Linked DNA regions of Mus musculus: region 1 is linked to region 2. Evidence: chromatin loops called from intact Hi-C (ENCODE). Cell type or tissue: heart. All regions are shown on one strand. Links, peaks and the distances in the headings refer to the core of each region. The heading gives the core; the rest is flanking DNA. Region 1 overlaps Parva (parvin, alpha). Region 2 has its middle 16 kb from the start of Gm40451.

Region 1 (16,456 bases), core at 7,229-12,228, 180 kb after region 2:
AGCATGATAGGAAAACCTCATTCCCCACCCCCACCCACCCCCGCTCCCCGAGCTGCTCTGAGTCCCCCCAAAATAGCCCAGGACAATGTAAGGTCAGCTGAGGCTGCCTACAGCACCCCAAGACCCCTTGACCTGCCAGGAGGCAGGGACACTGAAAGCACACTGTGCTGGGATCCAGCAGCCTGCAGTGTGGCCTTGCTGTGCAGAAGTCTGCTTCCCTGACTCCCCAGAGCCCATCTGCAAAGGCCTCACAGAATAAGAATGTCAGCCTGAGCTCTGAGAAGGCGAGGTGGGTTAGGCCATAGGGTAAGCTGCACCAGCTTCCTCACAGAGAAGAATGAAGGCTGGTCAGAACTCACCATATTAAACCAGGCCTCTAGGTTGAAAGTTCCTTCATGGACCACAACCTCTGTCACTGCTGGATGGCTTCACTACTTCCTCTCAGGTCTTCTCTCCCCTTGCCCACTTCAGCTGACTTGCCTGGCACGCCCAGTCTCCTGTTGCACAGGAAGGCCTCTGTCAGTGTCTAGTTCAGCCCCCGCGCATCCCCGTATCTCAGTGGTAATTTGACTGCCCGCCATTCTGTTGTCTTGGTATTTTCCAGGTTGGACTACTAAGAAAGATGCTGTAATTATTGCCCGGCTCATCTTTAAGTGCCAAACCTCGTGATAGGCCACAGGCAAGCAAGCCTCCTGCTTGGCCATCTGGTCAAAACAGCCCAGTCTGGATTATGTGGTATCAAATATGGCCACCTAAGGTATCCATCCTTGTAGCAATGGAACACAGTCCAGCAGCAGCACCCCTGCCATTTGTAACAATGTTGCAAGGTCTCTGATTCTGATCATCTGTAATTAGACAGTTTTGGTGATGGGACAAGAGCTAAGAATTTTTTCCTTTAACTCTTAAAATCCCACCAGCCTAACTCTCAGAAGACAGACTGGGCATTTTGTTGGATTGAGAGATGGAAAGTTAGCATGAGTCAGCTGGGATCCACAGAATTTACCAACTTTCTGATCTAGCCTGGAAAACTAGCCAAGGATCTTTCTTTCCCAAAGTCATGTATGTGGTTGCTGTGGGATCAGAGAAGTCAGGGTTTAGCTTACAAAAGGCAGAGTTGCCCCACTCCCCAGGGAATTAGTGAGATGAGGTGTCCACCCTCATGGGAAATGAGGACAGAATGGACCCCAGGCCTCATTCAGAGAAACATGGGGAACTGGGAAAGAGAGAGACTACATCTCCTCACAGAAACATCTAGACTTCATTAGAACTACTATTATCCTGCTTCCAGAAGTGGACAGAATCCCCCAGGAAAATGACTCTGCCAAGTCCATTGCTTTGTGTTCGTGGCATCTGAATTTGATAGAAGTAGTCTGGACCAAGATGGCACCTGTCCTGGGTCACTTAAAAGTGAGTCTCACTGTTCCTTGATGCTTATCTGAATCTTTTGTGTGAACCTGTGTGAGGATGTGTGATATATGTTTGAATTTGTAAACATTCACGGCCACATGATGCATGCCACAGCATAAATGTAGAGGTTAGAAGACAACTTTGGGGAGTCAGTCTCATCTTTCCTCAAGGGTCTTTAGACTTGGGCTACAAATGCCTCACCAGCCATCTCAGTGGCCTGCCAAGCTGAATTCAGCTACATCCTTCTGATGTTGCTGTAGGTGAGACAGCAGTGTGCAGGCAAACACCGGCAGACATGCCTCTAAGGTTCGTGTTTACTGCTGTCCAGCATGTCCGCCATCATCACAGGGAAAGGTATGTGTGCATATAGTATAAATTATATAGTTTATATGTAGTATAAACAAATGTTAACTTAATTCTATTACTGTTGTATGTAATTGTCTGTACTCCTACGATGCCGCACATTCACATGTGGGTAGCTTGCAGAATGTTTTTCTTCTTTAAGTACTATTTTTATTAATTCTTTGAGCGTTTTATACCATATACTTTATCCCCCCCCATTTCCTTAGTCATTTAAGATGTACAGTCTCTCTCCCCTCCCCCATTTCCTCTTCCATTCACTGTCCACACCCTTCCCTCTCAGCCCTCCCAACTTTGCGCTTTCTTCCCCATACCCCCACCCCCACTCCTCCATCAAGTCCAGTTTATACTGACCAAACTGGTCCTGGGTGTGTGGCCTGTTCTGGCATGTGGCTGACCTGCCAAGAGTTACATCATTAAAGAGAACCCATTCTAGCCTCTCCCAGCAGCTATCAGCTACCCATAGCCCCTCACCTAGTGGTGTGGCTTCCTGCCTACCTTCCTCCCTCCATGTAGCCATTGTTGTCTGGCTTGAGCTTGCACAGGTATGTACATGTTTGTGCAGGTATGTTGGCTATATGTGCAACTGCCATGTTGTGTCTGGAAAACACTGTTTGCTTGAGGTCAGCCACTGTATGGATTACCGACTCATTTGATCTATCTGTCCCCTCTTCCTTGAAGATCTCCCTGAGGGAAGAAGTCTGCTAGGTTATGGTGGGACATAGTCTATGAGGAATAAGGTCATCTTTCTCTGCCTCTTTGAGGCACCCCACTATAAACATTCTTTTCCAGTAAATAACATATCTGGGTTCACAGTGTGATCAAATATCCTGCAACAGAGGACCTTGTTTCAAAACAAGGCAGACAGCACATGGGGAACAGCACTCAAGGCTGCCATCTGATCCTCACATGTACATCACATAGAGAGACACACCGAAACATACACACAAACACACATGTACACACACACACAGACACACAGACACGTCCACACAAGCATATACTCCTTCCCATTACTGGGAACCAAGCACAGAGTTTTCCTTGCACATGCCAGGTAAGGATTCTACCATACCACTAAGCTACATGGCCCCCCACAATGCTTCCACTCTATGACGCTCCTAGAGAGCTCAGATTTGTAAAGACACAAAGCAGAGCATTGTTCTCCAGGACCTGCAGAAGGAGGGATGAAGCTGTTTCATGGGTGCTGGGTTTCAGCTTTACAATAGGAAAAGGGTTAGGGATGGCTAGCGCCATAACAGTGTGAATGACTACTAATTAGAATGTACGTTTTTAAACGGCTGAGCCAGAGGGCAGCCTGTCTTTCTTGAGTACTCTATGACAATGGTTGTTTTTCTTATATATCTTATAGGTGTTTATGACGTGTGTGTGTGTGTGTGTGTGTGTGTGTGTGAGAGAAAGAGAGAGAGAGAGAGAGAGAGAGAGAGAGAGAGAGAGAGAGAGAGAGAGAGAGAGAGAACGTGTCACAGCATACACATGTGCAGGTCAGAAGACAACCTTACTATCAGTCCTTGTCTTCCACAGGGTTGAGGCAGGGTATCTTGTTGTTTTCCACTGTGAATGCCAGGCTGGCTACCCTCAAGCTTTGGGGATTTTCTGTCTCTACCTCCTTTCTCACCATGGGAGCACTGGGGTCACAGATGTGCCACCTCCTGGTTTATGTGGGCAGCTTCTGGGGACTTAAGGGACAAGACCTCTCTCTGCCTACTGAGCAATCTTGACAGCCCAACTTTTTGTTGCTTTTTAAAGAACTCTTGAGTTGCAGCTGGTTGCCTGTTTTGATTTCTGCAAACAGAACAAGGAATCCAGACCTTCAGGAAATTATCACACATAAAGTGTCTAAGGGTGCTCCGCGTTGGTCACCTCTGCTAGTGTGCCCCGCTACAGTGCTCCATCTGGAGCACTCCTTGTGTTGGGTGGTTAATCCTGCCTCTACCCCCAACTCTCAGTCTGAAATTTTAGCTGATACAGTTAGTGAGCGGCCCGGGTCTCCCAGTGGAGAGCAAAGATGATATTCATCCAGCTTCCGTGACTGGTAGTTACCAGGGATTTGCAAACTGGCTCCAGATTCCAGTCAGAACTGGATCTTAAGTCCCAACCAAGATCTCTGGAGGTGGGAATGGAACTGGTGTGCTGGTGAGGCAGAGAAGATCCACAGGGCTTCAGGCCAAGAACCCACCCACTGAGAACCCCAGCTGTCCCGTCTTCCTCCCACACCCATCCTGCCCCAGGGAGAGGACCAGCTGGAAGCAACACAGAGAACGAGAGCGGAAAGCCCAAGCCCAAAGCTTCATCTAGAGGTCACAGCAGCCTCGGAGCAGATAGGAGGAGGAGACTGGGGAGAGGCAGAGACCAGGGAACAAAACTCACACCACCCTGCCAGAGCCAAGCAGGCAGCCTGGGTCCCCGCCACTGTCAACCCTGCTTCGGTCCACAGACTGTCTTGGAGAATGTCTGAGACTAGGGAAGGCTTTTCAGTCAGCTGACCTCAGGACCCAGACCAAGAAACTGTCCAGTGACTTGTACCTTGGGTAGTGAGCTGTCTTTGAAATCAGTAACTTGGCTTCCCCCACCTCACCCAAAGCTGGCTGAGGATGGCCATGAATGTTTCCTGTCACAACAGAGCAGCAGTGGATCTAGTCTAGAGGAAAGCTAGCCCTCATGAGAACTGCCTACACCAAAAAAAAAAACGGCCTGTAGAAGAGCATCTGTCACTTCTAGACCACGCAGGCCAATCCTAAGTGGGAAAGAAGGTCTCAGACCAGGTGCTCGAGGCAATCAATCAATCAATCAATCAATCCTTATTTGTTATTTAGTGGGTTTTTTTTTGTTTTTTGTTTTTTGTGGTTTTTTTTTTGTTTGTTTGTTTTTGTTTTTTTGAGACAGGGTGGATTTCTCACATACCCCATACTTATCTCCAATTCTCAATAACTCAGGGTAACTTTGAACTCCTTGATCCTCCTGCCTCCACCTCCCGAGTGCTGAGATTCCAGGTATGCATACCTCACTATATTCATGCACTGCTGGGAATCGAACCTGGGACTCTGTGCAGGTTAGGCAAGCACTCTACCAACTAAGCCCCAGCCTTAGCCCTGATATTTGGGATATTTTGGGTTTTATTCCTTCAATTTTGGGAAAGGCTCTATAAACTCACTCTTAACTTGGGCCCTTCTCTGTAGAAATGGAGCTTAAGTGAATGCTCTCTGAGCGCAAAAGTTCCCTCCTCCCAGTTTTTTATATTAGGCAAGTTATACATATTCATGGTACGAAACGGATTTGGAAAATACAGACGGAAAAATGAAGCCCTTCAAACTCTCTTCTCCAGATCCAGTCACTGTTGGTACTGTAGGACTATGTTCCCAGACTTTGTTAAATGCAAGTGCAAATATGTGTTTTTACATGAATCACATGTAATTACATAAATACATGTGATTCATGTAAGAACATTATAAGCAATACACTACAAAAAAATCAGTCTCCACAAGTATACAGAACTGCATTTTAACCATGTTATAAATCTTATTATGATATACCACCATTTATTTAAGTAGTCTCATCCATTTTTTTTTAAGATTTATTTTTACACCTGGCGGTGGTGGCACACACCTTTAATCTCAGCACTTGGGAGGCAGAGACAGATTTTTGAGTTCAAGTCCAGCCTGGTCTACAGAGTGAGTTCCAGGACAGCCAAGTCTACACAGAAAAACTCTGTCTCCAAAATATATATATATATATATATATATATATATTTTTTTTTTTTTTTTTTTTTAATTCTGTGTCTGTGCATGTGAGTGCAATGCTTGGGGAAGCCAGAAGAGGGCGCTTGATCCCTTGGTCCTCTGTTAGAGCAACAAGTATCCTTTTCTTTCTTTCTTTCTCTCTCTCTCTCTCTCTCTCTCTTTCTTTCTTTCTTTCTTTCTTTCTTTCATGTAAGTACACTGTAGCTGTCTTAGACACTCCAGAAGAGGGCATCAGATTTTGTTACGGATAGTTGTGAGCCACCATGTGGTTGCTGGGATTTGAACTCAGGTCATTGGAAGAACAGTCGATGTTCTTAACCGCTGAGCCATCTCACCAGCCCCCCTTTTCTTTTTTTAATGTTATTTTTTTATTAGATATTTTCTTCATTTACATTTCAAATGCTATCCCCTTTCCTAGTTTCCTCTCCAAAAGTTCCCTATACCCTCCCCCCGCCCTGCTCTCCAACCCACCCACTCCTGCTTCCTGGCCCTGGCATTCCCCTGAACTGGGGCATATAATCTTCGCAAGGCCAACGGCCTCTCCTCCCATTGATGGCCCACTAGGGACATACAACTACATACAACTAGAGACACAAGCTCTGGGGGGTACTGGTTAGTTCATATTGTTGTTCCTCCTATAGGGTTGCAGACCCCTTTAGCTCCTTGGGTACTTTCTCTAGTTCCTTCATTAGGGGCCCTGTGTTCCATCCAATAGATGACTGTGAGCATCCACTTCTGTATTTGCCAGGCACTGGCATAGCCTCGAAAGAGATAGATATATCAGGGTCTTTTCAGCTAAATCTTTCTGGCATATGCAAGTGTCTGGGTTTGGTGGTTGTTTATGGGATGCATCCCCAGGTGGGGCAGTCTCTGGATGGTCCTTACTTCCATCTCAGCTCTGAACTTTGTCTCTGTAACTCCTTCTATGGGTATTTTTGTTCCCCCTTCTAAGAATGAGCGAAGTATCCACACTTTGGTCTTCCTTCTTCTTGAGTTTCATGTGTTTTGCAAATTGTATCTTGAGTATTCTAAATTCTGGGCTAATATCCACTTATCAGTGAGTGCATATCATGTGAGTTCTTTTGTGATTGGGTTACCTCACTCAGGATGATACCCTCCAGATCCATCCATTTGCCTAAGAATTTCATAAATTCATTGTTTTTAATAGCTGAGTAGTACTCCATTGTGTAAATATATCACATTTTCTGTATCCATTCCTCTGTTGAGGGGCATCTGGGTTCTTTCCAGCTTCTGGCTACTATAAATAAGGCTGCTATGAACATAGTGGAGCATGTGTCCTTATTACAAGTTGGAACATCTTCTGGGTATATGACAAAAAGAGGTATTGCGGGATCTTCCGGTAGTACTATGTCCAATTTTCTGAGGAACCGCCAGACTGATTTCCAGAGTGGTTGTACAAGCTTGCAATCCAACCAGCAATGGAGGAGTGCTCCTCTTTCTCCACATCCTTGCCAGCATCTGCTGTCACCCGAATTTTTGATCTTAGCTATTCTGACTGGTGTGAGGTGGAATCTCAGGGTTGTTTTGATTTGCATTTCCCTGATGATAAAGGATGTTGAACATTTTTTCAGGTGCTTCTCAGCCATTTGGTATTCCTCACGTGAGAATTCTTTGTTTAGCTATGTACCCCATTTTTAATAGGGTTATTTGATTTTCTGGAGTCCAGCTTCTTGAGTTCTTTATATATATATATTAGATATTAGTCCCCTATATGAGTTAGGATAGGTAAAGATCCTTTCCCAATCTGTTGGTGGTCTTTTTGTCTTATTGACGGTGTCTTTTGCCTTGCAGAAGCTTTGTAATTTTATGAGGTCCCAATTGTCGATTCTCAATCTTACAGCACAAGCCATTGCTGTTCTGTTTAGGAACTTTTCCCCTGTGCCCATATCTTTGAGGCTTTTCTCCACTTTCTCCTCTATAAGTTTCAGTGTCTCTGATTTTATGTGGAGTTCCTTGATCCACTTAGACTTGAGCTTTGTACAAGGAGATAAAAATGGATCAATTCGCATTCTTCTACCTAATAACCACCAGTTGTGCCAGCACCATTTGTTGAAAATGCTGTCTTTTTTCCACGGATGGGTTTAGCTCCCTTGTCAAGGATCAAGTGACCATAGGTATATGGGTTCATTTCTGGGTCTTCAATTCTATTCCATTGATCTACCTGTCTGTCATGGTGATTCCACCAGAGGTTCTTTTATTGTTGAGAATAGTTTTTACTATGCAACAAGTATTCTTAATGACTAAGTTATCTCTCCAGCCCCATCTAGACCCTGTCTTAAAAAAAAAGTAACTAAAAAAATTTTAAAAAAAATTTCAAAAGGAACAACAACAACAACAGCAACTCATGATGGGATTTCAGTGTAACTCCTTTTAAGACAGAGATGGGAGATGAACACAACTCATCCCTGATCCGTTTATTTCTTCAGAATGTATTATTTGGGCTGGTGTGGTGATGCACACCTGATGATTAAGAATGGTCCTAGCACTTGCAGACAGGAGGATGAGAACACGTTCAAGGTCACCCTCAGCTACACAGCCTCAGTTACACAGCAAGCTCCAGGCTAACCTGGTCTACCTGAGACCCTGTCTCGAAACAACAAAAGATTTAAATTCCTAAATCCTAACTTTGTAATGGTTGGGTCAGAACGTTTTTGCAATATCCATTAATCTCTTTGGTCAATCATTTTGATCAATCTACACGTGTGTTCCTTCAAGATGGCAGACCTGAACTGCGCTTAGAAACTAGAGCGGTACTTGGTTTTCTCAGACACAAGCATCCACTAAAGCTAGTTTCAAAACAAAACCCCTTACTTCTCTCCTCTATGAGCTCATCAATAACTAATGACATTTAAAAGACACACAGTCTTGTTTTGACTTTGGCTGTCTGCTAAACAAAAGCCCACATATACTAGGGGATATACTGGGGAGTTCACTTGCCTCACACTTTTCTGCAAGATGAGACTTCGCTACCGACCTTCTTACAGTCATTCGCCTTCCAACCTGCCATCCTCCTGCCCTCAGTGCCTCCTAACTGCTCTCCTCTTTCCTCTCCTCATTTCCCCTTTCTTATTTATCATCACCACTGTCGTCACCATCACCATCATCATCATCACCATCTGAGTGTGTATTATCGCTCTGTGTGTATGAGTGTAAGTACGAACACACATGTGAGGGTTGGGGAACAGTTTGGGCAGTCGGTTCTCTCCTACCTTGGGTTCCAGGGACGGAACTCAGGTCATTAGGCTTATTCAGCAACCACCTTTACCCACTGGCCGGAGAAACCTGGTCTCGAGCAATCCTGTTTCCTCCACTTCTAAAGCAGCCCACTTTCTCTCTCTTTCAACATGGCCTCACATATTCCATATTGGCCTTGGACTTGCTCTGTAGCTAAGGATGACTTTAAATTGATCCTCCAGCCTCCACCTCCTGAGTGCTGGATTACTGAGTGTCCACCACACCTGGTTTGTGCTGAGGATCAAAGCCAGGGTTCCCTGCAGGGGAGACAAGCATTCTGCAAACCGAGCCCCAGCTGGAGCCCCAGCCGGAGCCCCAGCCCCAGCCCCAAGCCTGTTCCTTCTCTCATTCACCTTTGTTCCATCTTCCTGGCAGGCCTTGTCCCTTCTGTACAGGGAGACCTTTTGGAGTTGGGCAAAGGTTTCAGCTGCACAGGAATGTCCATGAACTCTTGAGTTTGGGGTATTTGTGATTTCAGTTCTGAGGAAACGGGATTGCTTTGAAGTCCCCTGACTCATCTTTCTTTTTAACTTATTTCCTGTAAGTGAGGCACTCATTTGGGGCAGGGATGGTGTCATACAGCATCCCCTTCAGAGTGGTTGTCCGGGCCAGGGATCATCTGAACAGGGCCCCTTACAGACATGAACTAGAGCAAATGCTCACTGGCTGGCCCTGCAATCTTACGAGTTGCTGGAGCAGCCCTAACGGCCGCCTCGAATTAATAATACGAAACACATGCTCCATCTGCCTGCTAATGGTGACAAAGCCATTTGTGTTCAGCATGGCCATAATCATTCTACAGATGAAACTCTTTCTAAAACTCATCACCCAGGCTGTTCAATCATCCTCACGGAGTGGGAAGACTCCATCCCCGCCCCTGCCCTGGTCCCCGCCCCCACCCCCTCCCCATCCCACTTAAGGCCTCTCTCCCAAAGCAGCCAGTTCAGCACGAGGAGGCATCTTGCCGCTGAAAAAGGGGAGCAGAGTAGAAACTTTTCAAACTTTCTGCTCCTAATAAGGCAGGCAGAGATCAATGCCAGTAGCTAAAGTGGAGAAGACTCTGTGTCTTTCCATGGGAATCCTGGGAGCTCCGCACGACTCCCGTGGGTTTCAAAGACCAAATCAATCGGTTACAAGGCCGGTTCATTAAGGAAAAAAATAAATAGAAAAGGGACTGTTATTAGCAAAATGTTAAATCCCTTTCTGTTTTCTTCTGACTGGAGACAGAAAGATTTCTTTGATATCTGAAATAGAAGTTGAATTATTGACTGATCATATTAATGTTGAATTCTACTACTGTCATATATCAAAAGGAAATTAGTCTAACATTTATGCTTCAAATTAAGATCTGGGATAATATACACTGCAGCCCATAGAATGTCTTAGGTTCAGATGATGTAAAGGTCAGCCCTGCTCTGAGAATAAACACTAGCTAATCCTCTCCCTGTCCCCTCCAAATAAATCTAAGTGGCAATGACCTCAGAGAGTGCTGTCTGGTCATCAAAGCACTACTAGGGATGGGCTCTGACAGGCACAGTGATGCTGCGGGCTGCTGATGAGGGCAGTGTGGCTGAAATGCAGAGCTGTCAAAACTCAGCTTGCTCCTACAACCTGAAGGGAGAGCCTCCTAAGAATGACTTGATGCGGCAGACCAGTTTCTCTCTCATCCCTGTGCTCCAGGCTTCTCATCACATCTTTGCTTTCAGATACACAATGCCTTTGGGCGGGCGCTGAGAACCATGAACGGGTTCCACCTTCTCGGGATGAAGTCATGGTACTGACTGTCCTCAGTAAGTTACATAATCAAGGCATTTTGAGGGGAGGGAAAAGCAAGCAGTTAAGGCAGGCTGTCTGGGGCCTGCCGCTTGCTCCTGCCGGCCTATGGTATGTAACACTATACGTCTAGCCTTCCATTCACAAAGAACATTGCCCCCATCCCTCTCTGTGGTCAGACTTGTTGTTTTGGAGAGAACACATCTCCACCCAGAAGCCTTCCTGTCATTAAGCTTTGCCGAGTCTTTCCGAGCCCAATCCTTAGATAGCACGAACCTCACCCACCCAGGTCACCACGATCCTTGGATTCCTCACCATCCAAGTCCCACATGACAAAGTGACAAAGGACCCAATCCCCTCTCTCCCCAGATTTTGAGTGGTGCTGGGGAATCAAACCCAGGGCCTCGTGCATGCTAGGCAAGTGTACTACTGCTGAGCCACATTGCTAGCTCTCTAGATTCCATTTCAAATATCACCTTTTATAATTTTGTTTACCTCTTAGGAAAATAAGACCAAATGTTTGTAAGGATTCGTTGGACTGTATTTTCACTTTCCAAACACCAACTCAAGGAATCAAGAAAGGAATTCTCTGCAGCCACAAGAATGCCTTTCTCCCTCTGCCAAATCAGAGGCTGATACCCAGATAAGCAACAGGGTACAAACAAAGAAAATAAGACTCTCCAAACGCTTTCTGATGCATTCTCTTACTTCACCTTATACCTCCTTAGTGCCCGCTTCCTTTTCTTCCTCGTGTTTATTTTTGTTTCGTATTGTGTTAGGTAGCACTAGGGACTGAATCTAGGCCATCATGCCTTGGCAGACAGCTCTCTACCACTGAGCTACGACGCTTTTGTTAAAAAAAAACTTTAATGTTCTTATTTCAATTGTACTCTCATGGTCTTAAGTGTCTCCAGCAATGCTAAAAGGAAAAAAAAAATTGGAAGTATTATTTAATATTAACTTGGAGCAAAGAGGATGATTTTGGGGGCACTACAAATAAAAATTTCACATTAAACCACTTGAGCGGCTCCAGATTTGCAGGAAAAGCAACAAACTAATTGTGCCGAGTCTTGGACCAGGGAGGTGGGCTATCGGAAAATGTAAATAACTCCTGCCTGGCACCTCTAGCTATTTTTGTTTTAATTTAAGAACCGGAATGTAATTATCTCTTATTTACTACAGTCACAAACACCGCCAAAGGGAAAATAAACCATTCCTTTTGGGATGAAGTTGCTGACAAAGGTTTGACAAAGAAAAATAATTAATAGCTCCACGCTGGCACGGAGCTGAGGTTTGGCTAAGTGGGCGTGCCAGGCACAGTCACCACTCAGCTCTCAGATCCTGGGGCTGGCCAGGGGTAGAGCATGCGCCTGATTCGGGGCCTTTCTGAAGCTTTAGACTGTTGTGTGGGGCAAAAGGCCCAGGAGGCTCTGAATACTCTCTTTAGGTCTTCCTCCTCTGCAGACTTGCTGTGTGCTACAATGATAAACTTTCTGTTTGTGAGAGACCCCTGGGTGGGGGATTAATGACTTTCATCTGGGGCAAACAACCTTCCAGTTTGTTGCTGGACTTTTCCATTGAGAATCTCATCCTGAAAAAACAGTGGAACCGGCAGCCAATGTCCTAGAGCCTAGGTGGCAGTTCACGTAACCACACCCGTCCCAAAGGCTTCGGATGGGCGAGATTGCAGGATCCTGTGCAGGTGAAATCACATGCCGCCAAGTCAAACCCTGAAGAGGAAGATGCTGAGGGGTGGGGTACATGGTGGCTGCACACACTCCTGAGGACCTGGGCTCAGACCCCCACATCGAAGCCAAGCATGGGGCGAGCATTCACTAACTCAAGCCTCATGCTGGAGTGGTGGAGGCAGGCCCATCCCTATAGGAAGAATCCTCCTCTTAACCGTACACAAGGTCGAGTCTACCATAGCTTGCACTTTCCGTAAGCTACAGAAGCTTTGGACACAGTGTTCAATTTTAGCAGACAGACATCCCTTGTCCTTTTTGTCTATTGCGCATGCTAGGAAGCTCATGGCCCCAGAAAGGGAAGATAGAATTGTTCTTTTTATTATTGTTATTAATGAAGGGTTCACCTGTCACAACCTCCTGCTGTGATAGCCCTCTGCTTCCCTGGGGCATGGGAAGGCCTTCCAACAGGCAACTTGACTAGATCCTTCAGGGATGTGCAAAGAATTCAGGTCTGGAAGGCAGGCAGGATCTGACTGTGGTCTGGAGATGTCACTTAACGGTCCTGGCTTGGTTTCCCCTCTGAACAGCCAAGGATTTTGCTCGTTCAATTCTCCTTCTATCCAAAGGAGAACAAACATGGAGCAGAAACCAAATCCACCAAGGCCACGGTCGTTATGACCATAGCAATATCAACAACGAAAGAGGAAGAATAAAACTCCACAGATCCACGTCTAATCTCACCTCCACCACACAGATTAACACAGCTACTCCTCTCCCTGTCTTCCCAGAACTCAGGACAGCCGATGTTCCAACTTCTCAGTGGTGATCTCGATCTTAGGAATTTCTAAACCAAGATGAGCCCTTTAAACACTGAAATGGAAGGAAATCAGGAAGCCCTCATCAAGGTCTGGTCGCACACATAATATAAGTTCATTTATCTCTACCAGCGTCATTTCATGGCTCTCGGTAGCTTTTGTCCTCTTTGTAGACCTCTGGGGTAAAGGACATTTGGGGCCTACACATGTTTGCAGAACAGGCTGGTACATCCTGTCCTTGCTACAGAGCCTGGCACATCGGTGGCAAAACAGACTTCTCTTTTGACACACTTTCTTTCAGGAGTCTGGTGGCTGCAGAAACCACCCCAGCCTTCGTCCCCTGCTGGCTGCTAAACTGCCTCCTGGAGCCCCCTGGTGGCCAGTACTATATTCACACCCCCCAGCCATACACTCTAGGACAAGGAGAAAATACCCTTAAAAAATCCACTCAAAGGTGAATCACTGATATGTATTACCATACCCGCTGGCACCCTGCATGTTCCTTGAGGCTGCCCTGGAAAATGACACCTTTCTCTAATGTCCCATCCATTTCTTATCCTCTGGTGTCTTCTGGGTACCAGGCTGTGTTGGTAGAAGAAGAGTAGCAAGCTCCCAGGGAGCTTTCCAGCATATAACAGAATGATCAGTCCCACACCCCTAAGCAAGCCCTGGGGACTGCACCAGTTGCCTCAGGGAAAGTGGAGACAAAAGGAGGGCAGAGGTGAAGAGTCAACCAGACCTTGCCATCTTTCCCAAGACTTCAGAAGGGAGCCAGGTAGAGAGAATGAAAGGCATTCCATGGAGGGGGAGTCTAGTGCTCAGGAAGCTAGAAGCTCTCAGGAGGGAGAGTGACAATGGGCCAGTGACACATGCAGGGATAAACGGAGAAGGCTCTTTCTTGAAAGCCTTGTGTATCATTGTGTCAGCACTGACTTTTCTAAGCATGCTGTAGGCTTCATACATCATTTGATTCCAACTTCACAGACGCTACGTAGGCCATCCATGACCCACCAACTCAACGCAGCCTGACTATGAGGAGATGATCAGAAGCACCCAACTTCCTGGAAATATAAGCTCTAGGGGCTGGACAGATGGCTCAGTGGTTAGGAGCACTTGTTGCTCTTCCAGAGGACCTGGGTTTGATTCCTAGCCACATGGTGGCTCACACCCATCTGTAACCCTAGTCCTAGAAGATCAGGTACTTTTTTTGTTTTGTTTTGTTTTGTTTTGTTTTTTGCCTCTGTGAGCACTATATGAATAAGACGCACAGATATACAAGCAGGCCAAAAATGTTCATCACACCAAAAAAAAAAAAAAAAAAAGGCAAAAATTTTAGAAAGAAAATATAAGAACCAAGGAAAGCCTGAAACCTATCCCTACCACAAGGAGATTAGGAATCTGGGCCCACCTAAGGAAATGTGGTCCCGGAGCAGAGAAAGATGGTTCTTAGGTAAGAAGAGCTAAGAGAATCCAAACAAAGTGTGGGTGTGTCCTCTAGTGAAAGCTGTGCATCAGTACTGGCTCACCCACTGTAACCAAGGTCTCCCACCAGCGTGAGTCTACAGTAGGGGGAAGGGTATGAGATATACATGAGGACCCTGTATTAGCCCCATATATTCTCTATAAATTCAAGTCTTCTCCAAAAAAAAAACAAATTAAAGCCTATTTTAAAATTATTACTGTTCACCTAAATATCTAAAGGAAAAGAAATGAAGGGATCTTTTAAAAGAACAAAGAAAGAAAAACCTTTGAGACAGTCTTTCATTGAGCCTAGAGTTGTGTTTTCAGGCTACATTGGCAACCAGTAAGCCCTAGTGACGTGACATGGATGTTATTACACATGTGCCCACACATGTGGAGATCAGAGGAGAACTTTCTGGAGTCTGTTTTCTCCTACCATGGGTTCTGGGGGACAGAATTCAGGACACAGGCTTTCATAGTAAGTAAGTACTTTTACCATTCTGTCAAGCCAGTCTTCAGCTTCCGATTCTGCCCCTTCCACTTCCCATTGCCTGGGCCTCCCGAGTGCTGGGACCACAGGCTTGCACCACGATGCTCAGGCTTATGCAGTACTGGGGTGGCACCCAGGGCTTTGGGTACACTAACTGGGTGAGCTCTCTGCCATCTGAGCCTCTTGGTTTTACACAAAGGTTCCATGTGATGAGTCACTAAAAATGGTTCTACGGTGATTTTTCCCCCTGTTTTATTTTCACATTTGAAGCTAAGATGGTTGTGGTGGTGGAGGATCCTCGGCTGTGTCCAGGGAAGGAAGGACACGGGTTTTGGAGTGAGCAATCTGGCAGGCTCAGCGTGAATCACAGACTGGTTGCGGGCACTGGGCCCTATTGAGATTTGCCGGTGATGCGTCCAGAGAGAGGAGGAGAAACAAGCAAGAGAGAACCAACTTCCCTAAAAGGAGAAAGCAAGAGGCCTTGTGTAGGACCCCTTGGATCCAGCCACAACCAATCAAATGTATCCACGGCTGAGCCCCAAATGTACGCCTGGAACAGGCTGGGCTGGCCCTCTGCAGACCGGCCTGACAGCTAGTCAAGGGAAAACAACCGCAGCACAGGAGGCGAAGCAGCTGGCTGGGGCCCTGGCTAAGGGAGGGGAAAGGCTTAGAGGGAGTTTCCTGAGAGCTGAAAAGAGCTAGGGTGTTTCACACAGGAGGCTTGGAAGCTAAATCTTGAATCCCAGGCAGAACAAAGGAGATCCCACATCAGTCTGAGGGCCATCCAATCCCTGATCCACAGTCCCTGGACCATACTGACTAAGGGTCCTGGGACTGCATATCCAACCACGCTCCCTGAATTTTGTAGCTTCCCCTGGTCTCCATGGTCAGTTAAAATCAGGACTCAGTGTGCCACCTGGAAAAATGCTTGCTATCTGCATTCCTCGAAGCTAGGGACATGTCAGCAAGTCCAGTCACTCCTCCAAAGGCATGATATCATTCCACATAGCCTGGCAAGCAATCTCTCTAAAGAGACTTCCTCCTCTTCCTCTTCCTCTTCCTCCTCCTCCTCTTCCTCCTCCTCCTCCTCCTCTTTCCTTTTGAAACAGGTTCTCATGATGGAGTCCTATCTAGCCTAGAACTCACTATGTAGACCAGGCTGGTGTTGAACTCACAGAGATCTGCTTCTGCCTCCCAAGTGCTAAGATTTAAAACACTCACTACACCTGGAAAAAAAACCAGACTTACAATTTCTCAGCCAAAGGTTATAACAGAATGTGCTACAGTTAAGGATATTTGGTACAAAAATGTTGTTTGTATTCCTCTTTCTGCTGCAACCAATTACCACATATTTAGTGGCTTAAAACAACGCACATTCATTATTTCACAATGGTGGAGGTCAGAAGTCACAATAGGTCTCACTGGGCTGGAGTCAGGACGTCAGCAGGC
Region 2 (16,456 bases), core at 7,704-12,703:
TGATACCCATGGAAATCAGAAGAAGGTGTCACACCCCCTGAAACTGAAGTTATAGCTGTTGTGAGCTGCTGTGTAGATGCTGGAAACTGAACTCAGGGTCCTCCATGAGAGCAGCAAGTGCTGAGCATCTCTCCATCCCATGACTGCTATATTAACTAATTTATTTGGATTAATTTCATTTACTTATTTACTTAGAGACATGGTCTCATATAGCTAAGGCTGGCCTTGATTGATTCGTGTTTTGTTTTGAGACAAGATCTCTATGTGGTCCAGGCTGATCTTGAAGTCATGACAAGCCTACCTCCTCTCTGCCTCCTGAGTGCTGGAATTATACAAATGAGCCATCGTGTCTGGTTCCATGAAGTGTTAGATAGACAGTTTAAGGACTTTGGCCAATGTTATACTGGTACTGCTATTATAAGCTATTGCCTCTCAACCTTCATGACTGCCTTTGGAGGCTCCTGGAGGGGCTGGCTCCCTTCTGTGATGCTCCCTAACAGTGTGACAGTATCATTTCTAGCAAGAGTGTATGTTCCCTTTTTCAAGTTTTAAGGAAATCAGTCTCAAACTTGCAGCAGTCCCCCTGCTTCTGCCTCCTCAGCCCTGGCACTGTAGACATATGCCTTGTGTTAAGTACACACAAGCCATCCTGTGCGAGAAAAGCAGCAGATCCAAAGCCAACCTTTTAGGCTTAGGAGACTGGAAAGAGAGAAGTAAAGCTATTCCAGAGGAAGTGGAGCCTGGAAGGAGTCTACGGGGAAGAAGATTCTTGGAGCAGAAAGTTGTCCTATAATTAAACCCCTGCACATGTTAACAGTTCTGCATTTAAAACCTACACAGCCACCATCAATTAGATTAGCATATGACCACTTCTAAGACTTTTAAATCCCTAAATTTGCTGTGTTAGGAGTTGCTGCTCAAATTTACTTCCTGACACATTTCTCCATCTGATCAGTAACTCGACGAAGAGTTCTGCTGTTCAGGTTTTGCACGCTTCTCCACATTTCGCCGTTTCCCTTGAGTTTCCGTTGGATTTTGATCTTGACCCCTTTCATCTTTATTAGTTCTTATTATGCAAATGTAAATCATCTACTGTAAGACAGTAATGCATGAATAAAGAAAATCTCTGCAAGTTATTGTATATATATATTAACAAACTAATATTATACATTTAAAAAATGTCTTACTTAAGGTTTCTATTGTCATGAGGAGACACCATGATCACGGCAACTCTTATGAAGGAAAGCATTTAGTTGGGGCTGGCTTACGGTTCAGAGATTTACTCCATTGTTATCATGGTGGGAAGCATGGCAGCATGCAGGCAGAAATGATGCTGGAGATGGGCTTCTGAAACCTTAAAGCCTACCCCCAGTGACACTTCCTCCAGCAAAGCCACACCTCCTAATAATGCCACTCCCAGTGAGCTAATAGGGGCCATTTTCATTTAAACCAACACAAAAGATATTTCCTTTGAGCAGGTATGGTGGCTCATGCCTTTAATCCTAGCACTCAAGAGGCAGGGGATAAGATTCTAACGTTAATGTGGAGAGAAACATGACCCACAGAATCTGACACTACAGAAAAGACAGACTGCCTGTGGAGGGTGGTTTACTCTCACACTGTGTAGTGGTCTAAATAAGAATGGCCCCATAGGCCCATATGTTGGAATATTTGGTCCCCAGCTAGTGGAACTGTTTGGGAAGGATTAGAGGGTGTGGTCCTGTTGGAGGAGGTGTGTCACTGGGCTGGCTTTGAGGTTTCAAAAGATTCACAGCATTTTGAGCTAGTGTTCTTTACCTCATGCTTGAGGTGGGAGGTGTGAGCTCTCAATTGTTCCTGCCAGAAAACATCTGCTCTGCCATGATGGACAACAATGCTCTGAAACTGTAAGCACAATCGTACCCGTCTGTTCATAAGTTACCTTGGTCACGGTATTTTACCAACAGCTATCAAAAAGTAACACAACTTATGACAACTCTAATGCTCCCTAGAAGGCTTCAGTAATCAAGGCAGTGTGGTGTTGGTGAAAAAATAAGCAAGGTAGTACCAAGCCAGACCCAGAGAAAGGTGATCAGCCTGTCTTTGACAAAGACACCAAGTCCACTGGATGGAGAAAGTATGGACTTTCAACAAATGATGCTAGAACCTTTAACAGTCATATGCAAAAGAACCCTAGTGGGCTGGAGATTAGGAGACTGGAAAGAAAGGAGTGAAGTCATTCCAAAGGAAGTGGGAAGAAAAGAAAGCTGGAAGAAGTTTATAGGGCAGGAAATTCTTGGGGCAGAATTTGACCTATAAATAAATCTCTGCACATGCTACCAATGTTAACCAGAGTTAGGGACATTGAAGACCAGAATTCAGTTCCCAGCACACTCCTGTTTTTTTACTTTTAGTATGGGGTGTGTGTGTGTGTGTGTGTGTGTGTGTGTGTGTGTGTGAGAGAGAGAGAGAGAGAGAGAGAGAGAGAGAGAGAAGGGGGGTCTTACTCTGTGGCACTAGCTTTGAACTCACAACACCTCAGCTTCTAGAGTGCTAACATTACAGCAATGAAGCAATATGCCCAGTTTGTAATTCACACACAACTACACACAGGCACACACACAAAATTGGTTTTATTTTTCTGTATTGGTATTTTGCCTCTACGCACACACATGCATCTTGTGTATCCCTGGTGCCTGAGGTCAGAAGGCAGCATTGGATCCTTGGAAGTCGAGTTACAGTCAGATTTGAGCTGTCATATGAGTAATGGGAATTAAACCAGGTCCACTAAAGGAACAGCCAGTGCTCTTAACCACTGAGCTGACTCTTCAGGCCCTGTAATTATTTTCTTGATAGTTGGAGTTGTGCATGATGTCTAGGGTAGAAGGGACTGTCACCCTAGTTCTCTCAGAAGGTGGTGGCAAGGAGCTGGGTATGATGCAGGACTCTAGGCTGTGTTAGCTCTCCGTCTCACAGTGAGCCTGTGGTTTTAGGCTGTGAACATCACAAATACTTCCCAGCAAGTCCCGTTGGTTTGGGCAACAGACAGGAGTGGGCTGGGTATGGTTCTTGCCCATGTGCAGGATTAGAAGGAGCTGGAATTCAGTATTTCTTTTCTTCCCCGTGGAAGGCGAGAGCCAGCTGGAGTTGAGCGTCTCCCCTTTCCCTGTCATTTCTGCTTTGCTAAACCTCCAGCTGGTTCAGCTCTAGTTAAATCATTTCTCCCGGGGGCAGGAGTTGCTAAGAAGATTGGAATGTGCTTGGTATTTCAACATGGTTTCTCTTCTCTCTCTACCAGAAGCACTGGGGGTGGGGGTGGCATTTCTCAGACAGTCACCATGAGAACCTATCAGAGCTCCAGGATGCAAAATTCACAGGAGTCTGGGAGCCCCAAGAACGGGGTGTCCCTGGAGTTTTCATCTCCCAGGCTTGCCCACGCGGCGCCTGCAGTATTTTATCAACCTAGTGCAGATGTGCTCAATCCTGGCAGAACCACTAGGGAAGTTTCAGCTTTTGGATTCCAGACCTGGTAAGATGTGACTCTCTTGTGTTTGCTTATAAGTCTCTCCAATTTGGGAGCAGAGGCTTGCTATATGACCTCACTTCTCTAATGGACCTTGGAAGAAGGGGTTGAATTTCCAATTTACTTAGCTTTTTGTCATTGTGAGGAGGGAGGCTTCTGGCTTTTTACATGCCAGACCGGAAACGTAGCTTTTACGTTGGATGCTTATGTGGATTACAGTCTGCTCTCATAGTTCAGGAAGTTTACATTGCTCCACAGTCAGCTATGGGCTCAGAACTTCCTCTCTGAGGGCTCCACAGAGGTTGAAATCCTGTGTATGTATGTATAGTCTTCCAGACTTCCAGTGGTTTTGCGTGACTTTTATTTTTAAGCTCAGCCTCTTAGTAGCTGCCCCTCTGGGGCAAAGGAACTTATTACTCAGACTGGCTTTAAGCAGCCTATTCAAGCAAAACTTCACCTTGTAATGATGACCTGTGTGAAGCCCAGGGGTATCCTTCACGCCCAGCCCCACATCCTACATGTGGGGTAGCCTTGAGCATGTGCAATGTCTCAGTGTTGACTCAGTCACAGCGGGCCTCTTGCCCTGGTTCTGTCAAACTTCTGTCTCTTCTGTTGGTTTGCTCACGTTACTGAGCAAGCGGCCTCCTTCCTCTTTGTCATCTTTCACCTCATCTTCAAGGTCTCCATGCTCTCAGATGGTGCAATGGTTTGAATGAGAGTTCCTGTGTAGGCTCATAAATTTGCATGCTTAGTCACCAGTTGGTAGAAGTTTGGGAAGAGTTAGGAGATGTGGCCTTGTTGAAGGAGGTATATCACTGGGGGTAGGCTTGGGGGTTCCCAAAAAGCTCACTCTGGGCCCCTTCTCCCCACCTCCTACTTCCTCCTCCCCCCTCCCACCCTACCCCCACCCCTACCTACAGATGAGGATGTGTAGTTCTCAGCTACTACTGCAACGCCATGTCTGTCTATCCTTGGCATGATGTTAATAGACTGACTCTCTAAAACTATAAGCCATCTCCCAGTTAAATGATGTCTTTTATAAGAGTTGCCTTGGTCATGGTGTCTCTTCACAGTGATAGAACAATAACTAAGGTAGACAGGTGTAAAGTTTTTTACTCTCTGTTCCAGACAGTTCCTCCCATACAGGCCCCATAGATCTTTCTTCTTCCCATGTATAGCCTCTGCTTTATTCCACCAAATCTGGGATGGAGACCCACTTTGTAAGTGGGCCATGCCTTTTTATGCAGAGAAGGAACAGGAGGGTAGTTGTCCTCCTTTCCTCTTGTAATGCTTTCTACATGGAAAACTCACCCTACGAGCACATGAAGTAGGGGTGGTGTGGGTTTGGGGTGGTGGCAGCTTATCTGATATTTGTAGCTTACCATATGTGAGGACAGTGTTAAACATGGAAGTACACACTGAATGAAAGGAAAACTGTAGTCCTCTTGGCTGTTTTGTTGTACAGTAGAACCTCTAGTACTAGGTTGATGGCATTGGATGGGGAGTGGCAGGTGAATCCACAGCCTCCTAGAATGAGAAGGTAGAGAGGAGTCTCATTATTTGTTTCTTTCTTTGGGGTATCTGTGAGAGAAAGCAACTTAGGGAAGAAAAGAAGGGGTTGTTCTGGCTCACAGTTTAAGGGGGTACAGTACTCCACAGTGGGAAAGTGTGGCTACAGAAATGTGATACGGCCAGTCACACTGTGCCCAGTGATGCTTAGCTCGCTGTCATTTCTCTCTCCTTTTTATTCATACCAGTACCCTAGCCTATGGGATGCTACTACCCATATTCAGAAGAGTCTTATCCCTTCTTGGGTTAAATCTCTTGGGAAACATCCTCCCAGAAACATTCAGAAATGTGTCTACAGATGACTCTACATCCCATCAAGTTAAGGATAAGGATCAGCCATCCCTGGGGTCTTAAAGGAGCCCTCACTGGCTTGGAACTCTCTAAGATCAGCAGGGCCTCCAATCTTCCACTCCTCCTCTGCTGCCCAAGTGCTAGGAGTTTAGGTGTCCATCACCATACCCTGTCTACCTGATTAACAGCTATTTCCCCCTTTAATAGAGAACCACAGAGGTAGGAGTGGATATAAGAGAGAGTGCAAGCTGTTCATTCTTTTGTTAGGCATAGTAGTTCACATCCTAGCACCCTGAAGGCAAAGGCATTAAGATCAAGAGTTCAAGGCCAGCCTGGGCTACATAAAAAGTTCTAGATCTGTCCGAGCTACTTAATGAAACCTTTTGTAGAAAAGCTGGAATGAAAGAAGAAAAAGAAAAAGAGGAAGAAGAGAAAGAGCTAGGCGTGGTGGTCTACTTGGCGAAGGAGGTACAAGGCCAGCCTGAGCTGTATAAGACTCTTGTTTCAAAAACAATGAACAAATAGAAAACCAAAACCAAACCAAACATACAAAACTCCCAGAGATTCCCATGTGTGGTTAGATGTCACAGTTGGGATTGTCGCTACCATATTGTCCCTGTGTGTGAGGGTGTGAAGGCACTGCTTAAGAGCCACTGTCTTGGGAGAGTGGAACCCTAGTTTAGAGTGCAGGAACCAACTGGCAGAGGTATTGGTCTTCCTAATAATAGCACAGGATCCAGGGGAGGACTCTGCTCCATAGTTCCAAGTGAGAAAGGCAAGCAGGCTATCTGTCACATGCTGCAAGCAGGGCCAGCAAGGGGAGGACTGGTAGGAGCCTGTGACAGTATCCAGGGTAGGGCTGGGAAGGAATGCTAGATAAGAAGGCTAGAGACCGGATGCCCAGGAGGGAAGGCTGCTGGAAGGGGGGTGGGGGGGTGGGGGGGGGTGGAGCTGTGCTTGAATCCCAGCAATGATGGCTAGTTGGGTGTAGGGTTTTAGCCTTTTGAGTACTGGAAAACTCTAACTAACTAAATATTTTTTAAAAAGAGCAAACAAAACAAAGAAAATAAAACAAAACACAAAACAAAGAAACAGGAAGGAGAAATTCAGTTTTGTTGTCCTGGGATCTCCCTCCAGGAGTGCCCTCTGGTAGATAAAGCTGTGGGGTGGAGCCTGCTTCTCTTCAAGGCGGCTCTGCAGGTCCTGGGTTTGGACCATGCAAACCAAAGAAATGCACGTGTAAAAAGGTTTGCACCCACAATTCCCACACCCCATCTGGGAACAGGAGCTCTGACAAAAGCCTGTGTGCATCTGAACTATGACAGAAACTGCAGAATCAGAGTTGCCCAAGAAACCTGGCATCCAGTGTGCTCTGGGCAGCGGAACCTCTCAAAAAGGCAGCCGCTCACTCTTCATTACTGTGCAATCTAAGACCATTTCAGGCAGAGAGGCAGGGGACTGCAGGAGTCCATTAATGCTGAAGGCTGTGACGATAATGGCACCTTAGTGTGACCCCAAGTTCATTCAGGCCTCATTAAAGATGCTCCCTGTAGGCAACTTTGGTAGTTGTTTAGATTAGAAACTGCTATTTTTAAATGATAGTTATCACTTTGGTGGAATGAGAGAGAGATGACAGTCACAAGCACAAACATGCATTTATTTATGAATTTCTTTCTTTCTTTCTTTCTTTCTTTCTTTCTTTCTTTTTTTGTTTGTTACGGTTGGTTTTGTTTTTTTTGAGATAGAGTCTCCTTGAACTCCCAGAAATTCACTGCCAGGCTCTGCCTTAAAAGTGCTGGAATTAAAGGTGTATGCCACCATTCCTGGATTTTTTGTTTTTGACTGGAACTCATGTACCCCCTGCTTATTTGGATAACTGGTATAGACCAGTTTGCCCAGTTAGTGTGGTACTGAGGATGGAACCCAGGACTCCTTTTAAAAACTTTAAGATTTTATTTATTTTGTGCTCTGCCTAAGTGTATGTGCAGTACATGCCCCATACTCTTAAAATTCAGATGAGGTCATTGGATCCCTTGGAACTAGAGTTATAGTTAGTGTGAGCAGCCAAGTGAGTGTTGGGAACTGAGCCTGGGTCCTCTTCAAGAGCAACAAGTGTTCTTAACTGCTGAGCCTTTTCCCCAGCTGGAACCCAGGGCTTCTTGCATGCAGCCTCCCAATCTTCCTAAATCCGAGGAAGAGCGAACCTCACAGAAGAGAAAGGAAATAGACACAAGAACAGTGATGGACTACAGTTGAGAACTCCAGAACATTGCATATTTCGATTGATTGACAACTGACCCTTCAATTTAGTGGCTTAAAATCATGGGCTAAAGACACAGTTGGTAGAAGCCATCATGCATGAAGCCCTGGCTTCCATACCTAGCACTGCCTAAACAGAACATGGTGCCATGCATCGCTACAATCAGGAGGTGGAGGCAGGAGGATCCCATTCTATGTGAGACCCTACCTCAAAAAATGAAAAAGATGCCGGGTAGCGGTGGCGCATGCCTTTAATCCCAGCACTTGGGAGGCAGAGGCAAGCAGATTTCTGAGTTCGAGGCCAGCCTGGTCTACAGAGTGAGTTCCAGGACAGCCGGGGCTACACAGAGAAACCCTGTCTCAAAAAAAAAAAAAAAAAAAAAAAAAAAAAGAAAAGAAAAGAAAAGAAAGAAAGAGAAGCTGAGATAGTAGCCCAATGGGTAAGAATGCTTGCAGCTCAAGTCCAAACCCCAAGCAGCTTCATAAAGAAAAACTGAGCACCACTGTGTATGCATGTAACCCCAGAACAGTGGGATGGAGACAGGTGGATCTTGGGGAGCTCACAAGCCGGCCTGTCTAGCTGAAACATGGGAATCTCCAAGTTCATTTAGAGACCCTACCCCATGGAAGCAAGGCAGAGCAGGGTAGAGATACCAATATATGCCTCTGACCTTTATGGATGCTCATATTACCTTACATACACATACATGTATGCCATACATATGTACATACATATATACATACATACATATATTCATAATTTTAAAAAGCAAACAGGCAAACAAACAACACAATATGAATTGGAGTGCTAGAAACTGCTCAGAAGACAGAGAGCTAAAGGGGATGGCCAGCAGTGTGTGTGTGTGTGTGTGTGTGTGTGTGTGTGTGTGTGTGTGTGTGTGTGTGAAGCTCTCAGTCTCTGGGATTGCTTGGAACACATCCTACCTCAGACCTCAAGTTAGACTATTCTCTCCCAGGTGGCCAGAGGAAGAAGTATCTCCATTGGATCTTCACAAAGGCCTTTCCTGTACCTCGGATATATAGAGAAGATGCTTCCTATGTGGGCCTCATTTAAGTTTCTGGCTTGCCCAATTCTGAGAACTATCTGGCAGTATGTGTGGATTTCAAAGCAATTAAGACCTCGAGGCTTCATTAAGCAGAACTTGTAGCCTGACACTGCAAGCCTCCCTGCCCCAGGGACAATGGTGTTCAGTCCTGACTAATGCTTCCACATGCTCTCTCCCAGCTTGGGAGGCAAGATTGTGTGACGGCCATATTTGACTATTCCTATTCTTGGCACTGTGTGTGTGTGTGTGTGTGTGTGTGTGTGTGTGTGTGTGTGAGAGAGAGAGAGAGAGAGAGAGAGAGAGCAATGTGCACGCACATTCATGCAGACTTGCTCAAGTATATAATATATATACTATTGTCCCTCCAAAATTCTTAGTGGAATACTGATGAAAGGCCTAAGGAGGAGATGCCTCGGTATGTAAGGTACTGGCTGTGTAAGGATGAGACTTGAGTTCAGATCTCCAGAACCTGTGTAAAGGCCGGACACGGGTCATGATCATCTGTAATCCCAGTGCCTGTAGTGAGGCAGAGACAGAACCCCCAAAATCTTCAGGCAAGCTAGCCTGGTATGTACAGTAGAAAAACAAAAGAGATCCTGCCCCAAACAAGGTGAAAAGCAAGGACTGACAACCCAAGCTGTTCTCACATGCATACACAGACACAGACACACAGATATACACGAGAGAGAGAGAGAGAGAGAGAGAGAGAGAGAGAGAGAGAAAGTACTTTTAGCTACATTCACCTTCAAGGTGGGAAAAGCCAATCAATGAGAAAAATATAGTTAAAATGCATCAACAGCCCTGTGCTACAGTCTTTTAAAAAGATGGATTGATGTTTCTACATCCCATAATTTATACATTATTTTATTTTTTTGTGTTTGGGTGTTTTGCCTACCAGTATGTCTGTGCATTATGTAGAAGCCTGGTGTCCACAGAGGCCAGAAGAGGGTATTGAATCCCATGGAACTGGAGTTAGAGGTGGTTGTGGGCCACAAAATGAATACTGGGAGTCAAACCTGCGTCCTCTAGAATATTAGTCACCATTCTTAATGGCTGAGCCATCTCTCTAATGCCACACAACAACAATAAAAAACAACAACAATAGCAAGCAAACAAACAAAAAATTAACCAACCGAATTGCAGATGCAAAAAGAGCATGATTTGTTCTAGGTTTCTGCTAGGTGACCGTAACTATCCTTAGGGCAAAACAATGATGCTGACAATATAAAGTATGATCTGTAGTGTGTGTCTTCTTATTTCCCACCAACGCCTGGCGGGGCAGAGATGAGCTCTGCATTCCACGGATGAGGAAACAGGTTCAGAGATATGAAGACATGTTAAAAATACTCTTCAAAGGAAGTTGGACTCAGAGCCAAGTCTGTGCAACACCAAAGTCCTCCCATTACCCCATGCTCTAGCCTCCGGGGGATGACAAAGCTGTGCCAGGGAGCTCCACTGGTCCAGTCATCACTGTCAGCTGTAATGTCAATCAATGGATGCTAATAGGCTGAGCAGAAGAGAGAGTGAGGTGGATGTGGGAAGCACAGAGTTTGGAGGAGTGGGTGCACGTGGGGAGATACGTCGGTCTGGTAGAAGTTATAGGCAGATAAGGAACCTGAAGAATCTGTGTCAGCTCACTTGTTGATGACATGTCACATGCTTGTACAAGCCTCTTAGCTACCAGGGTACTGGGCTGTTTGGCTTCGTTTTCCGGGAGTGAGACTGATAAGCACATTCCATTGAGACCAGACGCAGCCAGGAGAGGCCAGACGCCAAACAGTGTACAGACCATGTGGGGAGAGTGGGGAGAAGCCTGCCGCTTTCTAAGGCTGCATGGGCTTTCTGTGAAAGGTCAGGGAAGGAAGAAATGAAGAGAATGTTCCGTGAAAATTGGCCTCAAGCTGAATCCATGTTTCTAAGAAGTTGCAAGTCCTGGCTACTAAGAAGGAGAGAGAGCCTGAACGTGTGCATGTATATGAAGTATGTGTTTTTGCATGAGCTCCTGTGTCTCCTGTGTGTGTTTGTGACACAAAGAAAATGATGGACAAGCTTTGGAACATGTGGTTGTTAACAAGTATTTACAATTTGTTCTCAATCTTTATCTTTGCTGATTTTTTTTTAATATGGCCTGAGGATATTTTTAAATGTTATATGTATGAGTATGTTGCCTTCATGTATGTGTGTATGTTTGTGTGTCTATGGTCTATGTGTGTGTATATGTATGTATGTGTGTATATATATATATATATATATATATACATACACACACACACACACACACACACATATATATATATATATATATATATATATATATATATATATATATATATATATGCGCCATGTGTGCGCAGTCTCTGTGGAGGCCAGAAGAGGGCGTCATATCTCCTAGAACTGTAGTTACAGACAGTTGTAAGCTGTAGTGTGGGTGCTGGGATCCGAATTCTGATCAACTGGAAGATCTTGCAGCAAGTTCTTAACCACTCAGCCATTGTTCTAGCCCCCTGACACTTTAAGAGTTATTTATTTATTTATTTATTTATTTACTTAATGAATATGAGTACGCTGTAGCTGTACAGAAGGTTGTGAGCCTTCATGTGGTTGTTGGGAATGGAATTTAGGACCTCTGCTTGCTCTGGTTGGCCATGCTCACTCAAGTCAACTCCACTAGCTCAGTCCCTGCTAGCTCTGGCCCAAAGATTTATTTATTATTATAAATAAGTACCTTATAGCTGTCTTCAGATGCACCAGAAGAGGGCCTCAGATCTCATTACAAATGGTTGTGAGCCACCATGTGATTGCTGGGAATTGAATTCAGGACCTTCAGAAGAGCAGTCAGTGCTCTTATCTGCTGAGCCATCTCTCTAGCCCCCGACTCATATTTTTAACACATAATTTGATAATTTGTTCATCAAATGATAATGTGAGTAGGTCCAGAGAAGAGGGAAGAGAGACCATATAGGAAAGTGGGAGAGGTCTTGGGATGCCACAAATCTCTTTCTGAATCCATATTCAGTGCTCCCCCCCATTAGTTCCATATAAGAACAAAGGGTGGCAATTATGGAACATTTTGTGCATTTACAGTGTGTGTGTGTGTGGTGCGTAATTTAGTGTGTTGTCTGGTTTTAGTTGTTATTGTTGCTCTTTTGTTTTAGTTTTTTGTAGTACTGGAGATTGAACCTAAGGTCTCACTCATGGTAGGCAAACAAGCTTCTACTGTGCTACAATCCCCAGGCAGGCCTCAAACCTGCAAGTCCTCTGTCTCAGCCTCCCAGGGAAATAGCTGGGAATACAGGCCTTTACCACCAAGCCCAGGTTCATTTCATCTTCAGAGTTGCTCCTCTATCTCATTTAGTCTGCTAGTGAGCACAAGGAACTGAAAATTTAGGTGCTGGAGGAACTTTCTGGAGATCTCCCCAAAATTGAGGGGCAGATTTGACCCCAGGCCCATCATAATTTTATAGTTATAGTTTTGGTTTTTTTTTTTTTTTGTCCGTTTGTTTGCTTGTTTTGTAAGGGTCCATGATTCACCAAAGAATGATGCCCCAGACTCAAATAGCGTGTAAATGAAAAGAGTGTTCAGCATACTGGGGTCTCCCATTACCAAGACAGAGAGACAACCAAGTGAGCTCGCAGTCTCAATTAAAGCACACTGTAGCTCTGGGATAGATGAATTTTATCTTACTCTATTTCTAGGCATTCCGGAATCATTACTGGGGGCGGTGAAGGCTGGAGCCTGGGGAGGGGGGGTGATTATCTATTAGTAGTTGACTTATCTTGACTCGCCCAATTCTTAGGTCTCGTCTCCTTAACTGCCAATTTGAGGTCTGTCATGGAATCCGCCTGGCCTTCTCAGTTTGTTTGTTTGTTTGTTTGTGTTTTTGAGATGGGGTTTCTCTGTTTCTAGCTCTGGCTGTCCTGGGACTCAGTCTATAGATCAGGTGGGCCTCAAACTCAGAGATCTGTCTGTATCTGACTCCCAAATGCTGGCATTAATGGTATGTACCATCACTGCCCAGCCATATAGTTATACTCTTAAAAGAACATGGAAGGACTTTTTTTTTAATAAAAAAAATATTTACTTAGAAGCATTCAGAATGTCAGCAAAACAGCCGTAACATTTTTTTCTTTCTTTCTTTTTTTTTTTTTTTTTGCAATTACAGAGTGGTATTCAGTTAACAGAACAACAATTATCTTCATATAAGCTGCATCAGAGACAACTGAAGATGAAAAAAATAAAACCCAAAAATAAAACCAAAAGAAAAAACAAAACAAAACAAAACAAAACAAAAACCAAACTACTGTCCCCTTATATAACTAATTTGTGCTGTGCACCAACAAGAACCTGCTTTAAATTTCCATGTCAATTTACAACCCCCAGACTGTACCAGGCAAGGTTAGTGGCTATTGTAAATAACACCAGGACAGGACTGTCTAAAGACACATTCGGTAGTGTGTTAACTATAAAAAAAAAAAAAAAAAGACACTGTACAGTTAAAAACAAATCTTACACAGCCTTACATTTCAATGTTTTCTTTAAAAGGAGTTGTGTACAGGGGGGTTAAATGCTTTATACACAAGAAAAAAACTGCGCTAGAACCAACTTATTCACCATCATCTTCATCTTCCTCTTCTTCCTCCTCTTCCTCCTACTCATCATCTTCCTCTTCCTTCTTTTTCTTGCTCTTTTCAGCCTTGACCACTCCTTTTTTTGCTGCATCAGGTTTTCCTTTAGCTCTGTAGGCAGCAATATCCTTCTCGTACTTCTCCTTCAGCTTGGCAGCCTTCTTCTCATAGGGCTGCTTGTCATTCACTGCAGTGTTGTTCCACATTTCTCCTAGTTTCTTTGCAACATCACCAATGGATAAGCCAGGATGCTCACCTTTGATTTTTAGGGGTTACTCAGAACAGAACAAGAAGAAGGCCGAAGGAAGCCTCTTGGGTGCATTGGGGTCCTTGAACTTCTCTTTGGTCTCCCCTTTGGGGCGGATGTAGGTTTTCATTTCTCTTTCATAACGATCCTTGTCAGCCTTTGCCATATCTTCAAATTTCCCCTTTTCTTTACCAGACATGGTCTTCCACCACTCTGAGCACTTTTTGGAGAATCTGAGAAGTTGACAGAAGCATCCGGGTGCTTCTTCTTGTGCTCCTCCCGGCAAGTTTGCACAAAGAATGCATATGAGGCCACTTTGCCTCTCGGCTTTTTTGGATCTCCTTTGCCCGTGTTTAGTTGATTTTCCTCCGCGAGGCACAGAGTAGCCCAGTGCCTGTCCGGCTCGCGCTTGCCTCGGCGCTGTCTCTATGGAGCTCAATGTACTGCAATGGCTCTGAGAGCCGGAGCCAACGGAAGGACTTTTTAAAAGCACACTTTTGTTTACTTTCTGTTAAAGTAGAAATAAATTCACATAGGGTATGGCATTATCTGAAGGTCTAAATGAAACACAGTATTTTAGGTCAGATAATAGGTTCTGCTTTGTTTTCTTTCCCCAGGATTTTCAGTGGTGCCAAGGAGTTGGGGGTGGGAAAAGTCTTGTAGTGATCTGAACAAGGGTTCTCAGAAGCTCAGGAATTTGAATACTTTGTCCCTGGTTGTTGGTGCTGTTAGGGAGATTATAGAAACGTTCTTAGATAGAGTCTCATTGGTGGAAGTAGGATTCTGTAGGTGGACTTTGAGGTTTTATAGTTTCACCCGACAACCTGTTTCCTTCACCCCACTTCCTGTTTCCTTTCTTCCCTACCCTCTCTGGTGTGGATGAAAATGTGATGATCAGCCAGCTTTTTTTAGATTTGTTTATTTTATGTATATAAGTCCTCTGTCTTGATGTAAACCAGAAGAAGAAATCAGATTCTACTATTGGTGGTTGTGAGCCATCATGTGGTTGCTGGGAATTGAACTCAGGACCTCTGGAAGAGCTGTTAGTGTTTTTAACCCCTGAGCCATCTCCAGCCCTGTAAGGCATTTTCTTAATTAGTGACTGGTGGCACCCCCCAGCGCATTGAGAGTGGGTGCTTCAGGTTCTATAAAAAAAAAAAAAAAGCAGGCTTAGCAAGCCATGTGGAGTAAGTCAGTAAGCAGCATCCCTCCATGGCCTCTGCATCAGCTCCTGCCTCCAGGTTCCTGCCCTGTTTGAGTTCCTGTCCTGACTTCCTTTGCTGATGAACAGGTGGAATAGTGGAAGTATAAGCCAAATAAACTCTTTCTTTCTCAAGTTGCTTTGATCATGGTATTCATCACAGCAGTGATAACCCTAACTAAGAAAACTGCCCTTGCGGGGCAGTGGTGGCACATGCCTTTAATCTCAGTACTTGGGAGGCAGAGGCAGGCAGATTTCTGAGTCTGGGGCCAGCCTGGTCTACAGAGTGAGTCTTAGGACAGCCAGGGCTGTATAGAGAAAGCCTATCTAAAAAAGCAAAACAAACAAACAAACAAAAACAAAAAGAAAGAAAGAAAAATAAAAATGCCCTCCTAGACTAGCCTGCACCACATCATATTGCCAGAGTTACCTCCAGAGGATAGGATGGTCTCTAGGTTCTAAATGATTTTTAACATGTGTAGGTGTTCTACTCACATGTATGTCTGTGCATCATATGTGTGCCATGCCCTTGGAGTTCAGTGAGGGCATTGGACATCCTACAACTGGAGTTATAGATGGCTGTGTGCTTCCATGTGGGTGCTGGAAACTGAACCCAGGTTCTCTGGAAGAACAGCAAGTGCTCACAGTTACTGAGCCATTTCTCTAGCTCCTTATTGTTTATTCTAGTCACAAGAAGTTTCTGAAGTTAACATTCAGTGGTTTTTAGCATGCCTACAGAGAAACATATTGGCCACTGCTGTGCAACTACTTAATTCCAGAATATTCTCCTTGCCCTAAGGAGAATGCTGTTCCCATTAGTAGATACTCACTACCTGATCTCTTCTTTCTGCACCTGATGACTGGTATTCTGCTGCTGGTCTCGATGGGTTTGTTTGCCTTCTCTGCCAATTTCATACAAAATAAGGCCATGTGATATGTAGCCTTTTGTGTCTAGATTCTTTCACATAGTGTGCTGCTTCAAGAGCAGTCCACGTGTAAAATCAGTCAGTGGATCCATAATGCATCCTGGTACAGATGAAGTGCATCTCTCTTTATCCATTCATCGCCTGATAAAAGTTTTGGCTGTTTCTGCTTCAGGGCTGCTATAAATAAAGACGCTATCAACATTGGCATGCATGCCTTAGTGTAGACATGTGTTTCCAGTTCTCTTGGGTATTTACCTAGGAATACAATTGCCAGTTTGGGTGATAATTTTGTGGTGAACTTTTTGAGGAATTACGAAATGGCTTTGCAAAATGACCACCCCATATTTGTATTCCCAGAAACAAAATACCAGGGCTCCAATTTCCTCACAGCTTAATCAATGTATTATTATTTGTCTTTCTCATGGTAGATATTTTGACTATGAAGTGATATCTCATGGTGATTTTGACTTGAATTTCCCTAATAACAAAGGGCAATGAATATCTCTTGGTTATTGTTGGCTGTGTGTGTGTCTATATGTGTGCATATGTGAATCATATTTATTTTACTTTAAAATTATGTATGTATATGTGCAAATGAGTGTCAGTGTTTTTGAGTTCAGAAATGTTGGATTCCCTGGAGTTGGAGTTACTGGCAGTCATGAACTGTCAACGTGGGTGCTGTGAACCAAACTCATGTCCTCTGCATGTGCAGTGTGTGTTGTAACCACGAAACCATCTCTTCAGCGCCCCCATATAGTACATGAATTA

The links. A loop is a pair of places that touch in the nucleus more often than their neighbours do. Peaks named below come from ENCODE experiments on the same cell type or tissue, not always from the same donor. Only the 100,000 strongest peaks of a DNase experiment are listed, where the experiment ranks them.
Region 1: it touches region 2 in a loop (4-fold over the local background); 6 of 42 quality-filtered maps call a loop at or near these places.

The regions. Positions count from the first base shown.
Region 1 is chr7:112,466,941-112,483,396 of GRCm38, reverse strand. The region is part of intron 1 of Parva (parvin, alpha); the gene reads right to left. Among named protein-coding and RNA genes, the nearest start is that of Gm45998, 24 kb to the right of the region's middle. In heart, for the core only: a CTCF peak has its summit at 9,547; DNase peaks (open chromatin) are centred at 10,636 and 11,906; H3K27ac peaks cover 2,134 bases.
Region 2 is chr7:112,650,234-112,666,689 of GRCm38, reverse strand. No RefSeq gene overlaps it. Among named protein-coding and RNA genes, the nearest start is that of Gm40451, 16 kb to the left of the region's middle. In heart, for the core only: CTCF peaks have their summits at 9,949 and 11,069 (motif pointing right); a DNase peak (open chromatin) is centred at 10,409; H3K4me3 peaks cover 917 bases; H3K27ac peaks cover 4,328 bases.